2 separate regions of the Homo sapiens genome follow, and region 2 is linked to region 1. The links are chromatin loops, found by intact Hi-C in ENCODE. Cell type or tissue: GM12878. All regions are shown on one strand.

The links. A loop is a pair of places that touch in the nucleus more often than their neighbours do. Peaks named below come from ENCODE experiments on the same cell type or tissue, not always from the same donor. Only the 100,000 strongest peaks of a DNase experiment are listed, where the experiment ranks them.
Region 2: a loop joins it to region 1, with 8 times the contacts of the local background. A loop is called at or near these places in 12 of 110 quality-filtered maps.

The regions. Positions count from the first base shown.
Region 1 is chr10:73,881,739-73,889,738 of GRCh38, forward strand. It overlaps LOC124902454 (a long non-coding RNA gene), which reads right to left and starts at 7,725. Exons shown (of 2, transcript XR_007062196.1): 1 at 7,489-7,725; 2 at 6,724-6,931. RefSeq lists enhancers at 4,407-4,516, 5,448-6,647, 5,811-6,529, 6,676-7,634, 7,091-7,170. In GM12878, a CTCF peak has its summit at 4,513 (motif pointing right); a DNase peak (open chromatin) is centred at 7,476.
Region 2 is chr10:75,227,024-75,235,023 of GRCh38, forward strand. VDAC2 (voltage dependent anion channel 2) reads left to right here. Exons shown (of 10, transcript NM_001391963.1): 9 at 2,621-2,678; 10 at 3,875-4,425. The coding sequence ends at 3,966. It overlaps COMTD1 (catechol-O-methyltransferase domain containing 1), which reads right to left. Exons shown (of 7, transcript NM_144589.4): 5 at 7,915-7,969; 6 at 7,587-7,720; 7 at 6,618-7,202. The coding sequence ends at 7,050. Among named protein-coding and RNA genes, the nearest start is that of COMTD1, 4.9 kb to the right of the region's middle. RefSeq lists an enhancer at 6,883-7,032 and silencers at 7,163-7,342, 7,663-7,892. In GM12878, a CTCF peak has its summit at 3,753 (motif pointing left); DNase peaks (open chromatin) are centred at 3,738 and 7,338; H3K4me3 peaks cover 1,235 bases; H3K27ac peaks cover 936 bases.

The DNA of each region.
Region 1 (8,000 bases):
TGGAAAGTAAAAGCAAAGTATGATGTAAATGGGAGTAATGGAATCAGTTGGAACCATCAGAAGTGACTTAACAGAGAGGAAGGAGAGGAAGGATGTTGGTGGATAGAGGTGGAGTTGAGGTGGCAATGCCAGTGGAAAACACAGTGTTGAGGTGCTGAGGGCTTGGCAGGTGTTTGGGACATGGGGTGGTCAGGAGAAATGGAGGGGAGGGGGTGAAGAGGGGAGAAACAGGCCATAAAGCTGGGACCAGCCATGTGGAAATCGTGCCTGGCTGTGGGTGGGCTAACAGGCCAGGCAGGGACTTGCCTCAGGAAGGACCCATGTCAGGCCGGGCATGGTGGCTCACGCCTGTAATCCCAGCACTTTGGGAGGCCCAGGCAAGAGGATCACCTGAGAGGTCAGGAGTTCGAGACCAGCCTGGCCAATATGGCGAAACCCTGTCTGTACTAAAAATACAAAAATTAGCCAGGTGTGCGGGTGTTCGCCTGTAATCCCAGCTATTTGGGAGGCTGAGACAGGAGAATCACTTGAACCTGGAAGGCGGAGGTTGCAGTGGGCCAAGATCGTGCCAGTGCCCTTTAGCCTGGGTGACAGAGCGAGACTCCATCTCAAAAGAAAAAAAAAAAAAAAAAAGAAAGACCCATGTCCAACTCTCTGGACTCCAGGCAAGGTCCAGAGGCTGCTAGGTCCCAGACCTGAGCTACAAATGATCCCCTTCCAGACATTCCCACTTGAATGTCCCACTATCCACCCAAATTCAACATGATCCCCATCCAAATTAACCACATTGAGAAGCTGGATAACATGGTGGTTAAGAACACACTAGCCATGGGAGCCTGTGAGCATTTCTTTTGTTTTTTGTTTTTGAGACATGGTCTCGTTCTGTTGCCCAGGCTGGAGTGTAGTGGTGCAATCACAGCTCACTGCAGCCTAGACTTCCCAAGCTCAATCTATCCACCTACCTCGGCCTCCTGAGTAACTGGTTCTACAGGTGTGTGCCACCATACCCAGCTATTTTCTTTTTGTATTTTTTGTAGAGACGGGGTTTCACCATGTTGCCCAGGCTGGTCTCAAACTCCTGACCTCAGTGATCTGTCCGCCTTGGCCTCCCAAAGTGCTGGGATTACAGGCATGAACCACTGTGCCTGGCCTGTGTTTTATGACTTGTCTGCGCCTCAGTTTTCTTACTGGCAAAATAGGAATAGTAGTACTCACTTCATAGACTTTTTTTTTTAATTAGCATCTAATTTATTTTCACTGGCAAAAAAATGTATATATTTATCATATACAACATGTTGTTTTGAAATATGTATACATTATGGAATGGCTAAATGCAGCTGATTAACATATGCATACCTCACATACTGTTTTTTGTATTGAGAACACTTTAGAATCGACTTTCTTAGTTATTTTCAAGAATACAGTACATTGTTATTAACTATAGTCACCATGCTAACTTATTTTTTTTTGAGACAAGGTCTCGCTCTGTCGCCCAGGCTGGGGTGCAGCAGCATGATCCTGGCTCACTGCAACCTCTGCCTCCCATGCTTAAGTTGGTATTACAGGTACGTGCCACCAGACTCAGCTAATTTTTATTTATTTATTTATTTATTTATTTATTTATTTATTTATTTATTGTAATTTTAGTGGAGACAGAGTTTTGCCATGTTGGCCAGGCTGGTCTCAAACTCCTGACCTCAAGTGATCCACCCACCCCAGCCTCCCAAAGTGCTGGGATTACAGGCCACTGCACCCAGCCAATCACTGTGCTGTATCTCCTGATAGATCTCTTGAACTTATTCCTCCTATCTATTGATAGGATTTTATGAGGAATAAATTATCAGTATAAGTGAAGGGCAAAACAGTGCCTGGAATAGTCAGGGCTCAATAAATATTAGCCATTGTAACTATACCCCTTGCCAACCTTGACCAGTTTTCTTCTCAGGTTCCCTTGGCTCTGACAGTGACGTGACTAGTTGCTGATGACCTAGGTTCAGAATCTTGGAGTCAATCTTGACTCATCCCTTATCTCGCTTAGAGGGCAGAGCTGGGTTTGAATTCTGGGACTGCTGCTTACTATTAATACTTGTGCGACCTGGGCAAGGTAACTAAGCTCCCTGAGCTTCATGTTCCTCATTGGTAAAATAAAGATGTTGTAACTTTCACTGTAGGGTTGTTATAATAATTTAATGATAGTATTTGTAGGTGAATGGTTCGATGCCTGATGCTAAATAAATGGTACTTGTTATCATTATCATCCTGTATATCATTAGGAACTGACACCTATATATTTTTCCCTTTACATGTCCTTGTATCCATCTCTTCTTTTTTATTTCCCTCCCACCATCCTGGACTAGGCCTTCCTCAGCCTCCCGAGTTTCTGCAGTAGCCCTCCTTCTAACTTTGCTGACCCATTTTATTCATTTTCCTCTTTCTTTTTCTCTTTCTTTCTCTACCTTTTTTTTATTTCCTCCCTCCCTCCCTCCTTTCCTTCCTTTCCTTCCTTTCTTTCCCTTTCTTCCCTTCCTTCCCTCCCTTCCTTCCTTCCCTATCTCTTTTTCTTCCTTTTTAAGAAATATTGGCCAAGTGCAGTGGCTCACACCTGTAATCCCAGCACTTTGAGAGGCCGAGGTGGGTGGATCACCTGAGGTCGGGAGTTCAAGACCAGCCTGACCAACACGGAGAAAACCTATGTCTACTAAAAATACAAAATTAGCCGGGCATGGTAGTGCATGCCTGTAATCCCAGTTACTCAGGAGGCTGAGGCAGGAGAATTGCTTGAACGCGGGAGGCGGAGGTTGCAGTGAGTCGAGATTGCGCCATTGCATTCCAGCTTGGGCAAGAAGAGCAAAACTCCGTCTTAAAAAAAAAAAAAGAAATATTAATGGGACATTGTCTCAGTGCTGGGGATATAGTAGTGAACAAGGCTGGTCGCGGTGGCTCACGCCTGTAATTCCAGCACTTTAGGAGGCTGAGGCAGGTGGATCACCTGAGGTCAGGAGTTCGAGACCACCCTGACCAATATGGTGAAACCCCGTCTCTATTAAAAATACAAAAATTAGCCGGGTATGGTGGCGTGCGCCTGCAGTCTTAGCTATTTGACTGAGACAGGAGAATTGATTGAACCCAGGAGGTGGAGGTTGCAGTGAGCAGAGATCACGCCAGTGCACTCCAGCCTGGGTGACAAAGCAATACTCTGTCTCAAAAAAAAAAAGGAGTGAACAAAAGAGGTGATGTCCCTGCCCTCAGGAAGCCACTTTGGGAGGCACTTGAGGTCCCAGCACTTGAGGTCAGGAGTTTGAGAGCAGCCTTGCCAACATGGTGAAACCCCATCTCTACTAAAGATACGAAAATTAGCAGCTGGGCACAGTGGCTTACGCCTATAATCCCAGCACTTTGGGAGGCCAAGGTGGAAGGATCACGAGGCCAAGAGATCGAGACCATCCTGGCCAACATGGTGAAACCTCATCTCTACTAAAAATACAAAAATTAGCCGGGCATGGTAGCGCATGCCTGTAATCCCAGTTACTTAGGAGGCTGAGGCAGGAGAATCACTTGAACCCGAGAGGCGGAGGTTGCAGTGAGCCGAGATTGCAACAATGCACTCCAGCCTGGGCAACAGAGCCAGACTCCGTCCCAAAAAACAACAACAACAAACACAAACAAACAAACACAAATAATAAATTTCTTCTTTTTTTTTTTTTTGAGACGGAGTCTCACTCTGTCGCCCAGGCTGGAGTGCAGCGGCGTGATCTCGGCTCACTGCAAGCTCTGCCTCCCGGGTTCATGCCATTTTCCTGCCTCAGCCTCCTGAGTAGCTGGGACTGCAGGCGCCCACCACCACGCCCGGCTAATTTTTTTGTATTTTTAGTAGAGATGGGGTTTCACTGTGTTAGCCAGAATGGTCTCTATCTCCTGACCTCTTGATCGCCCCACCTCGGCCTCCCAAAGTGCTGGGATTACAGGCGTGAGCCACTGCGCCCGGCCACAAATAATAAATTTCTTATGTTGAACATAGATTGCTTGAACAACAACAACAATAATGCCATATTTTCTCCCTACTATCTCATTTTAATCATCATAACAACCCTAAGGGTAAGTTTTGGTATTCTCATTTTACAGATGAGATTGCGCTGATTCTCTGAACTCACCCCTTGAAATGGTTGGCACCTAATTATGGGCTTGCTGTTTGCTTTCTTAAAATTTTGGTTTTAACTTCTCATTTAGATCATAGGTCCCTTAAAAGCAGAGCCCTAGTCTTCTCCTCCTTATATCTCCTTCTCCTCATATCTTGTGGCCAAGCACTGTGTGCTATACACAGTGAGTGCTTTTTAACGGGTCTGTCCGTTGGATGGATCCTGTTCTGATATGGGCCGCTTATATTGGTGGTGGTGCCATCTTGAATGCTTTCCACTCTGGGCCCAAGGATGGAGAACCTGGAGATGGTGCGGGCCACAGAAGTGAGGAGGCTAGGTCTCCACCCCAAACGGGCAGTGATTCTGCTTGTCCACTAGAGGCCGCCTTAGACCCAGTTTTAGAGAGCCGGAGAGCTACCAGATTACTCAGCCCACTCCACCCCAGGGGTCATTTCCAGCACCAAGTCTGTCTTAGAACCCAAGGCCCCACAGTCCATTATTGGTGCCTCCAGCTATGGTTTCTTCCAGTAGATCACTAGATCTCAGACATGGAATGAGCTCCAGAATAAAAGTTGCTGATGCCAGCTAGATAACAGGAGTGTTCTGGCAGGTTCCAGGTGCCCCTCAATGAGCCAAATCAACAAATGTATATGGGGCACCCAACTGAGCACCTTCTGTGTACTAGGCAGGGTGCTATACTCTGGGACTAGTTTGGTGAACAAGACCTCCCTTCTCTACTCTCCCAGCTCTTATGATCTAATGAGGTACACAGACAAATCTAAAATCAATGCATTGTGTGATAAACTGCTGACATGATTTCTCCTCCAGGGTTAGTTCTCTCTATGTCTCATTTCACTGTGAATTATCCCATGAGACACCTACTTGCTTTAGGGCAAGGAAGTAAGGCCAGAAGCAGAGAAAAGAAAATCATCCACATTTGGAGAATCACTGCAGAACCCCTCCTTTCAGGAGGTATAAGGATCTCCAGTGTCTTCTGGTAGATCTGAGGGCATCTGGGGCTGGAGTGGGTGCTGGGGACAAGGAAGTACCAGGCCACCTCGACACAGCCTTCCTGCTCTTCCTTCTCCAGGTGGCCTGGGAGCTTTGCTTGGGAAGTGAAGCAGATTCCCCAGACTTTGGGTTGTGATCTGCCTGCTTACTTTCTCACTGATTTATCTTTGCCTCTTTTTGTTTATTTATTTCTTCCTTTTTCTCAGATTATCTGTCAGTCAACATGTTTGTCAAATGAATGTGATATTCAGGGCACTCTTTTTCACTCAGAAGCATGAGGTCAAGGAAGTCACAACAGAGTTGGGGAGATAAGATACAGAGGGATAGAGACAGACTCCCGTGCAGTGCCGCATTTTTCTAAGTGCAAGTTGTGGCTGCCCGTGGCCATTTCCAGGGATAGATCCCTGGGGTCTGAGGGAGTCCGGGAAGGCTTCCTTCCTGGAGGAGCTCTCAGCCTGCCCAGTGGTGAGTTTCTGTGTGCGGGTGTTTTCAGAAAAGACAGAGAAGAGTGAAACATCCCCTCCACCCAGTTGTTCATTCCGCTGTGCCTGGACAAGGGTCTCAGAGGCCCCAGTGCTCCACATTCCTGAGAAGCAGCTTCTGAGTCAGAGCCCCAGAAACAGCTGAGGCGGCTTCAGGCTGGAGTCTTGGCTCTGTTTTCCTCCATTCTGTCCAAAAGCAACTCCCTCCGTAGCTATTTGGATGTGACCAGAAACCCAAGCAGGGCCCTGGGGTGGGAGCCTGGCTCAGCCAAAGTCTATAAAATGGATTTGTTCCCTGCATTCCCTCCAGGGCTGCAGCCGTCAGGTAAAGGTGGGTGCCCAGTGACACCTGTGCCAGAAAGCCCAAGGGGCAGGGGAGACTCACCCTGTGCCTACAAGTTACAGCCCCCAATGCAGCTATTATTGGGTTGCCTCCGGGAAGGGGGTCGTAATTAGGATTTGGCTTAAGTTAAGACAGCAGCATTCCCTGGGCAATCTGCCAGCACCTCCTCACTGCCTGGGCGTGGGGCCCAGGACATGCCAGGGCAATGCCAGAGAGCTGACTCAGGGGGCGGCATTAGGGGAACAGAAAAACCCTTCCCACCCGCCAGCCAAGAGAGGAGATGAAGCTGCCTGGGGGCCCGCTGTGATGGCCCTGCATGCCCAGACCACTAGCAGGCTGTGTATGGGGTCACTTCTCAGGCCACAGAGCCATGAAGCCCCATATTTCCTGGGGCCATCAGCAGAAGGCCAGGGCTCCCCATTCATTCTCTGAGTTCCTTTCTTCCTGCAAAGACCTCTAGCTATGCAGGTCTAGGTTCCCCAAACCCCTTTCTACATTGATGCAGGCCCTGCCATTGCCACTTTCTTAAGACTGTGACCTTGGGCAAGTCACTTACCTGGGTGAGACTTAGATTCCTTATATTTAAGATGCGATGAAGAATATCTGCTTGCCTCATAGGGCTGCAGTAAGGATCAAATGAGATAATGTCTATGAAGGTATCTTGTATATTATAAAGCACATTTATAATAAGGGTATTATTGTTGTCATCATTATTCCTGAGACAGAAATTATAGCCTCTGGCTCCTGAAGCTCAAAGTCCTCCTCTTTGCCTCCTTTATTCTGACAAGTTGCTCTGAAACCCAATGCCATAATCTTAAACCAGTCTTGAGCCTCGGAAGCATTGACACCCGCTCTTCTGCCTGGTGCTATGGTGCCAGCTCCGGGAAGCAACCCCCATCACCCTAGCTCTGTTAAACCGGTTCTTTCTCTTCTAATCAGACTCCTCCAGTCCAGTTTGCCTGCAATGATGACAAAGAAACCTAAAATAGCACAGGCTCTGCAAACACTGCTAGAAACTGAGCTTGGGGCATAAGGTGCTGTCTGTCACCCATGGGCCCGTCTGGGCATCCCAGCCAGGTGCAGCCCTCTGCCCTCCAGGGTCTGGCCTATCTTCCTTTATGCAGCCCCAGGATGACAGTTCCTCCTGTCAGCACTTTGTGTGGCTGAATTGGATGACTACCTAGAAAGCTGGCTTGGCTAGAGGTGCCAGAGGAGGGGGCTTACTGCTCCCTCGACCAGGTCCTCACCCCTGCGCTCTTGGGAACTTCCCTCGTGCCAAGAGGCCAGGTGAGCTGAGCTAATATCACAGGGAACAGCAGCTGCAACTGTGGCCCCAGGGAAGGTTGTGGACTGGGTACCGGAAAACCCTGATTCTGAGGACCCTGTGACGAGCAGGCCCTGGCTTGTCATTGTGACTACAGAACCAGTTTAGTGTGCAGCTGCTGGAGTGCCTGCCTGTGGGCCACTGGGCCTAGCTAGGCTCTGGGATTTCCCATGGGGCCTTCATATGACTTACCCTGGTGGGTGTGGTGGCTGCCAAGGCCTGATTCAAATGAGGAAGCTTGCAGCAGGGAGCCACGGGCATTTCTTGCCGCTCTAGCAGAACACTCATCATTGCCTAGTCCTTCTCTAATTGACCCGATGTTAAGTCGCCATTTGCATGTGGCACGAGTCTCTACCTTTAGAACTTTCTCATCCAGCTCTTTTGTTTTCTTTTCTTTCCTTCTTTCTTTCTCTTTTTCTTTTCTTTTCCTTTCCTTCCCTTCCCTTCCCTCCCCTTCCCTTCCCCTCCCCTCCCCTCCCTTCTCCTCCCCTTCCCTCCCTTCTCCTCCCCTTCCCTTCCCTTCCCTTCCCTTCCCTTTTCTTTGTCTCATCATCTCCCTCTGTCGCCCCAACTGGAATGCAGTGGCGTGATCTTGGCTCACTGCAACCTCCACTTCCCAGGCCCAAGTGATTCTTGTGATTCTCCTCAGCCTCCTGAGGAGCTGGGATTACAGGCACACGCCACCATGCCTGACTAATTTTTTG
Region 2 (8,000 bases), 1.3 Mb after region 1:
GGTAAACAATAATACATTCATGTCATGGGAGGGTGGGGCACCCCAGCTCCACAGGGATGGAAGCTCCTGTGCTTGGGACCCTTCAAGACCTCACCTATAAAGGAAAAGATATATAAGTATCTTTTCATCTGGCTGTTCATTTATATCCTTTAAAATATCCTATATAACTGGTAAATGTGTTAGTCCCTGAGTTCTGTGTGCCACCCTAGGAAATTACTTGAACCCCAGGGGGTTGTGGGAACCCCAGTTTATAACCAGTCTGTAAGAAGCAGAGGCAAAAGAACCTGGAGCTTTCAGTTAGCATTGAAAATGAGGGCGGGGCAGTTTTATGAAACTGAGCCCTGAACCTGTGTGATCCGATGCTCTCTCTCCAGGTAGATAGTATCAGAATTGAATTAGAGAACATCTAGCTGGAGTCTGCTGCAGAATCGTTTGCTTGATGTGTGGGAAATTCTCCCTAGGCCTTATGAGAGTATAGAGGGAGAAACTGAGTTTATTTTTTCTACTCCTTATCACAGTTTCATGGTTTAACTCTTACTGTTAAATAATAGGAATTTTTTTTTTTTTTTTTTTTTGGAGACAGAGTCTCACTTTGTTACCCTGGCTGGAGTGCAGTGGTGCGATCTCTGCTCTGCTCACTGCAACCTCTGCCACCCGGATTCAAGTGATTCTCCTGCCTTAGCACCCCGAGTAGCTGGGATTACAGGCGCCTGCCACCGTGCCTGGCTAATTTTTGTAGTTTTAGTAGAGACGGGGTTTCACCATCTTGGCCAGGCTGGTCTTGAACTCCTGACCTTGTGATCCTCCCAAAGTGCTGGGATTACAGGCATGAGCCACCCAGCCCGGCCAATAATGGGAATTTCTTTCTTTCTTTCTTTTTTTTTTTTTTGAGGCGGAGTCTCGCTCAGTAGCCCAGGCTGGAGTGCAGTGGCAAGATCTCCACTCACTGCAACCTCCGCCTCCCGGGTTCACGCCTTTCTCCTGCCTTAGCCTCCCGAGTAGCTGGGACTATAGGTGCCCACCACCACGCCCGGCTAATTTTTTGTATTTTTAGTAGAGACGGGGTTTCACCGTGTTAGCCAGGATGGTCTCGATTTCCTGACCTTGTGGTCCGCCTGCCTCGGCCTCCCAAAGTGCTGGGATTACAGGCGTGAGCCACTGCGCCTGGCCAATAATAGGAATGTCTATCCAGCTGTCTGAGGCTCTTATTTGTAGGGTACAAGATGGTCATTAGTGAGGTATTTTTCTTTCTTTTTTTTTTTTTGAGCTTTGTTGCCTAGGCTGTAGTTCACTGGTGCAATCACAGCTCACTGTGCCCTCAGCCACCTGGGCTTGAGATCCTTCCACTCACCCCCCACTTCCCTGGTAGTTGGGTAGGTGTGCACCATCATACCAAGCTAGGAAAATTTTGTACAGACAGACAGGGGTCTCACCGTGTTGCCCAGGCTGTTGAATTCCTGGGCTCAAGTGGTCCTCCCGCCTTGGCCTCCCAAAGTGCAGGGATTACTGGTGTCAGCCACTGCGCCAGGCCTGTTTTTTTCTTTAGATGGTCATTGGTAGCTCATGAATATTTGGCTGTAGTGCCAAGTGAATACAGGTGTTTTGGATGTGGTTTGTGTCTGTATAGTTACATCATTTCTTTCTCTGGATTGGGCTCTTTGGATGTTACACATTATAAGAGTATAGACATCGAATCATTTGGAGATCTGTTTTGGTCACATAGTCTGTTTGTTACCTTTATATTGTAGCCCTCAGAATGCTGAAAGCAAAGCAAAGTTGCATGTCTAGGCAACCTAGGCCCTGGAAATGAAGGCAGGTGTTCCTGGCCTCTGGTGTGTCTTCATAATGTTAGGGGTGGTAGAGAATGGAGCTAGAAAGAATCTACTCTTTACTATGTCTTACTCTTCAGGGTTCATTCCAGCCCTTGAAGTCGGTAACTAAGTCCTAAAATGTTGGGATTGTGCAAGGAAGGCAGGGGCCTGGATTGGTACATGATACCTCACTGGGACCTCCTCCCAAACGCAGTGGTTACATACAGCCAGAACTCAGCAGCACCGGCATTTATGAGAGGTGTAAGAATGTGAGGATAAAGGATTGTTTGATCTGATTCTTCAGAGGAATTACTTGTCGTTTGGAGATTTTTTTTTTTTTTTTAAACATTCATGGTTTTGATTCTTTAGGAAGAGTCCTGGAAGTAGTAATGTGTGTAACTAAGTCATGAATTTAAACTTTATACCCTGTGCTTTAAGGCTGCTGTGTGTCACCTCTAGTGAGCCTGACTTGTACCACATTTTGGTCTGGTTTGTTGTGCTAGACTAGAATTAACAAAGATGATTTTTATGAGAGTGCTTAGGCTTTTGTGCTGTATGGACAGTTTGGGGTCTTTGGATACATTCCAGTGGCTATCAAGAGTATTGTGTCCTACTGAGAATTTGATTTTTGAGTTGAATGGATACGAATTAAATAGTACCTGGTTTGTTTGGCTTAATACATAATATTGAATTTTATTGTCTCACGTGAATAAAACTGAACACTTCATGATTACATGATGGGGAAACATGTAGGGGCTTTGTCTCTATTGAAATATTTTTCTTACAGTTGTTTTTGTATTTTATTTTAGGCAAAAGTCAACAACTCTAGCTTAATTGGAGTAGGCTATACTCAGACTCTGAGGCCTGGTAAGTATTCTTGATAAAGTAGGATTGTTTTGATAGTATTAAAAAATTTAGTTTTCATTCTTCAGCTTACTTTTCAGACCTTTCAAGCACACAGAAGAGTTGAAAGAAGAGTACAATAAATACGTGTTTACCTTTTACCACAATTTTTTATTTCTTTTTCTTTGCTTTTTTTTTTTTTGCTGGGCCATTTGGTCATGACACTTCTCTTCAGAATAAGGCCCGTCTCTTCTTTTCTGCATAACTATAATACTATCACACCTAAGAAAGTTAGTGATTCCTTATTATTTAATACCCACTTCCTGTCAGTTTCCTCGCTTGTATCTGAAATGTTTTGTAGTAATTTTTATTTTGTTGATCAAAGTTCACTCATTGCTTTGGTTCTGCCTATAGTCTTGTTGACTTTATATAATATTTTGAAGCGTGCTGTGTCTAGAACAGCGCTTCTCCAACTTCAGAGTGCACATGACTCATCTTGGAATCTGCTTAAAGTACTGGAGACTTCCCCCTTCAGATAGGGATTTTCCTCCCCAAAGTTTATTTTGGTGATTTTGAAACCTAAAGAAAAGTTGGAAGAATGGTACAATGAACATCATATGTCCTTACCTTGCATTGACCAATTATTAACAATTTATTAACAATTATTAACATTTACTACATTTATTTTATGTCTGAAACTTCACATACTTTTAAAAAAATGTATGTTTTGCAGACATACAGACATGGCAGCCCCTAGCATGTGTATCCTAAGAGTAAGACATTTTTCTTTATAAGCACAATACCATTGTCGCATCTAAGAAAACTAACATTAATGTAATACCAAATACATATTCAGATTTACCCCCGTTCCCAAATGTGTCTTTATTGTAGGTTTTCCTTTCTAGGATCGAATTATGATTATGTCTTTAGTCTCTTTTCATCGGGATAGTATACTCAACATTATAGTATATTCTAGAACACTTTGAAGTTGTTATTAAAACATTTCTCTGTGACTTGGTGCCTTAGCTAGAATGGTAACCCAGTTCTTCTGGTGTCTCAGATACTTCCAAGCGCCCTCTGGTGGCCAGCACTAGTAGGTCAGCTGACAGGCTGAGGAAGTGACAGGCAGGCTCTGGGGATGACTGTGAAAGAAGGCCCAGACTGAGTGACGTGCCAGGTACATCACGGTTTTTTGTTTTTGTGTTTTTTTGTCTTAATAGGTGTGAAGCTTACACTCTCTGCTCTGGTAGATGGGAAGAGCATTAATGCTGGAGGCCACAAGGTTGGGCTCGCCCTGGAGTTGGAGGCTTAATCCAGCTGAAAGAAACCTTTGGGAATGGATATCAGAAGATTTGGCCTTAATATATTTCCATTGTGACCAGCAGCAGGCTTTTTTCCCCCAAGAAGATGATCAAAACAAAGGATGATCTCAACAAGAGCTGTATTTTAAGTATTTAGACAGTTCTTTGTTAGCTGGTTTCTAGTTGGTTATCTAGTTACCAATGCTGCAGTCCTGCAGTCACCTATACATTATTTAAATGTATTTAACTGTTAAATGCGCTACCCACCAATAATGAAATAGACCTTTATGAAAACTGTGCAATTGTGTGCATGTTTGTTTTTATGTTCCTTTAGAAAACATTGACTGTTACCATTGAATGAGATGGATCAGTGGATATTAAGATGAGGTTACAAATTTTGTTAAGTTCAGCCATTATTACTTTTGGTATCCCAGAACATGACAAATTATGAATAAAACAAGTATACATAATTAATGGCTCCAAGTATTTGCGGAGTTCCACGTTTGCCAGCTAGGATCAAATCCCCGTGGTAGCTAGCCAATACTTGATTTTTCCAGTGAGTATTTTGCTCTGTACCTAAATCTGTGCCACAGAATCTTCTGTGTCCCTAGATTCCACGAGCTTTTTAAGACTACAATAAGAGGATACATGCTTTTACACTTTTACATGCACAGTTTGTAAGTCTGTGCAGAATTGCCCTGCATCATTGAAAGGAAAAAGAGAAGGTGCTGAAAAGTTACACAAACACACCATACCCCTGTGAGCTACTGCTAGGAACATAAAGTAGGCCCTGGTTTGGTGAGATGGTGTTAAGCATACAGAAGAGGAGTAAGGTGTAGACAGTGAGGGTAACCTGAGGGACTGTGAGAGGTCATTACTCATTTCCTTCTAGGCAGACACACTGAAAGGTGGGTATAGGTAGGAGACCAGAGACAACCCCTTTAGGCTGCGTGGCATTGGCCTTCATCTGGGCATGAATGAGACATTAATAGGTGGTTCTGGCTGGAAAAGTAGGTAAGAGTACGTTTTCTGATGGGAGAAGATAATTGGATATGATTAAAGGTTGGAGAAGATTTGTTCAACAAATCTGTAATAGACCTGAAGAATGGTAGAACCTGAGTGATAAGAAATGGGTAAGAAAATGGAAGGACTTATCACCCAAGAAATGATACATGCTACAAACTTCCAGGTTGAGAAGAAGCTGGTGAGAGACCAGAGCTCAAGCAAGCTCTCCACACAGGAGGGTTGGGGGCATGAAGACCCCTCTGGTCCCACTATTCCTAGGGGACTGGCTTGAATGGCCCATGTGAATCATGGTTCTCTGGAAGGCCCTCTCCAGACAGACATGACTTAAGTGACAGAGGGTTAGAATTTGAGCCAGCTTGAGTCAGGTAAGAGGAGAAACATGAAAAGATGTCCATGCAGGCTAGGCCTGAAAGCAACTCCAGCAGTGTGAAGTAGACCCGCAGGCAACTAACCACTGCTGGTGGTCCTTCAAAGAGAAAAACCCTAGTCATGGGGACTGCTGCCCCTTAGCTAATGGGTGGCCCTTTATTGGGCAGTGGCTACAGTAATTTGGACTGAGGTGTGGCACGAGTGAGTTAACTGTTTTGTCAAGGATTTCCTTAGAGTAAATTGAACCTATTCACCCACATGCATCCTAATATGCTTTTATGAGTTAGAAAAGGGTAGGTTTCCAGCCGTGGTCTTGCGTAGTGTCCAAAATGCAAAGTTTGTCCCAGGAGCTGTGAGCTCGTGTGGCTTTTTTTTTTTTTTTTTTTTGAGACGGAGTCTCACTTCGTTGCTCAGGCTGGAGTGCAGTGGTGCGGTCTCGGCTCACTGCAACCTCCGTCTCCCGGGTTCAAGCAATTCTGCCTCAGCCTCCCGAGTAGCTGGGATTACAAGCGTGTATCACCACACCTGTCTAATTTCTGTATTTTTAGTAGCGACCGGATTTCACCATGTTGACCAGGCTGGTCTCGAACTCCTGACCTCAAATGATCCACCTGCCTCAGCCTCCCAAAGTGCTGGGATTACAGGCGTGAGCCACTGTGCCCAGCCTCATGTGGCTCTTTTAGCTCTGCTTCCATCAGTCTCCAGGGACACTTCCCACCACCGAGGCTTACCAGGTAGTGGCAAAAGCTGCTTGAATTCCAGGCTAATGCCACTTATGCCTGAGGCAGTGTCAGTGGAAAGAATTTGACCATCTGCCAGTGGAGATAAGATCTGTGAGGTTGGGGAGATTTAAATAAGCAGAGCACCTGGGTCGAAGGTGCTCCATGAGGCCTGGTTCCTTCTCCACCTCCCCTCATAGGCAGATGGTTCAGGAAAGCCTGAAGTTCTCTTCATCCTCTAGGGAGTGTAGTAACAACTGCTGTACCTATAGGCTTGTCTGCTTCACGCCTCCCTGGCCAGTGATCCCCCTCACTTAAGAATTTCAAGGAGACGGCAGGATACTCAAGTCAACCCCACGGCAGGATACTCAAGTCAACCCCGAGGTCCTCAGGTCCAGGCCAACTGGCCTGGCTCTTAGAGGTGATGTTCCCCCACCAGGGCCTCCACTGGAGAGGTGAGGCTGGGGAGCTGACTGTGCTGTGAAGACATGAGCAAGCCGCCAGCAGAACTGGCATCACCTACAAAAGCACACAAGTGACACCCGTGGTCCCCTGCAATCCTCTTTCATGTTGTCAGACACCAGACGTGGCTCTCTACCAGTCCCAGCTGCTCAGAACCAGAGCTTCGCCTGCCCTGAGGGAGAGATGTAGGAGGCAGACAAGCCCGAGGTGCTGGGGTCTCTGGCCATTACACGTGGCCAGGCCAGTTAAAACTTTATAACCTGCCTCCTGCCAGCTGGAGGTTCCTGCAGTTGGGCCACAGACCTGGCGCCAGGGAGGGGACGAATCTCAAGGCCCCTTTCACTGAAGGCAGGAGCTGTCTGTGCTGGGCCTTCCCTCCCTTCCCCATCCAGCGCCACACACGGAGGCTCAGGAGGTCGTGTGTCCCAGCCCCACTTTATTTTCGAATTTAAAACTCAGGGTCAATTCCTGGGGTTCCCAGGCAACCCTCCCTCGAGCCCACTCACTAGGGGCCAGCCCTAGATCTTGAAGGCCAAGGTGAGTCCATCGCCCAGGGGCAGGAGGCTGATGTAGACCCTGACGTCCCGCCGGATGCGTTCGTTTAGGTTTCGCACACACTCGGCCGCCACGTCCCCTTTCGGAGGTTGCAGCACCTTCCCGCGCCACAGGACCTGCGGGAGGGCGGGGCCAACCGGGCCGTGGGAGGCGGGGCTTCGGAGGGAGGTGCTCGGGCGGAAGGCGGGGGACTGGGAGGGAGGTGCCCGGGCGGGAGGCGGGGTCTTGGAGGGAGGTGCCCAGACGGAAGGCGGGGTCTCGGAGGGAGGTGTCTGGGCGGGAGGCGGGGCCTCGGAGGGAGGTGCCCGGGCAGGAGGTGACCAGAGCTGGAGACAGAACCAAAGCGGAGGAAAGCCTGGGTACCGGGGCCGGAGCCCCGGAGGGGGTGTAGCCTACGTGACTGGACTGGGTGGGGCTTTGGGGTATAAGAGGAGTCAAGGGAAAAGATGGGGACCCGGCCCGACAGGGTGCTTTCTCCTCCCCCGCAGTGGATCCCTTACTCTGAGGACGGCGAGGATGCCTCCGGGTCGCAGCAGCTGCAGGCAGCGCTCGTAGTAGGCGGAGCAGTTCTCCTTGTCCGCATCCACCACGGCCACGTCGAAGGTGCCGGCCTCGCCCGCCGCCAGCAGCTCGTCTTGCGGGGGGAGGGAGGGCAGGTGCGGCTGAGTCCGCGGCCCCGGCGGCCCTGAGGCCCCTCCCAGGCCGGCCCGGGCTCTGTGACAACCGGCCCTGCCCTTAACCTGCCCGGCAGGCCCAGTCACAGCTCGGCCACACAGCAGCCTCGTTTGCAATGAATGGCTTCAAAGCCCTTCCCGCTTCGGTGCTCACCCAGGGTCTCCAAGGCGGGCTTCAGCCGGAGGTCGATCTTGTGCTCCGCCTCGGCCTGCGGAGGGAGCGGGTCAGCCGTTGCGCCC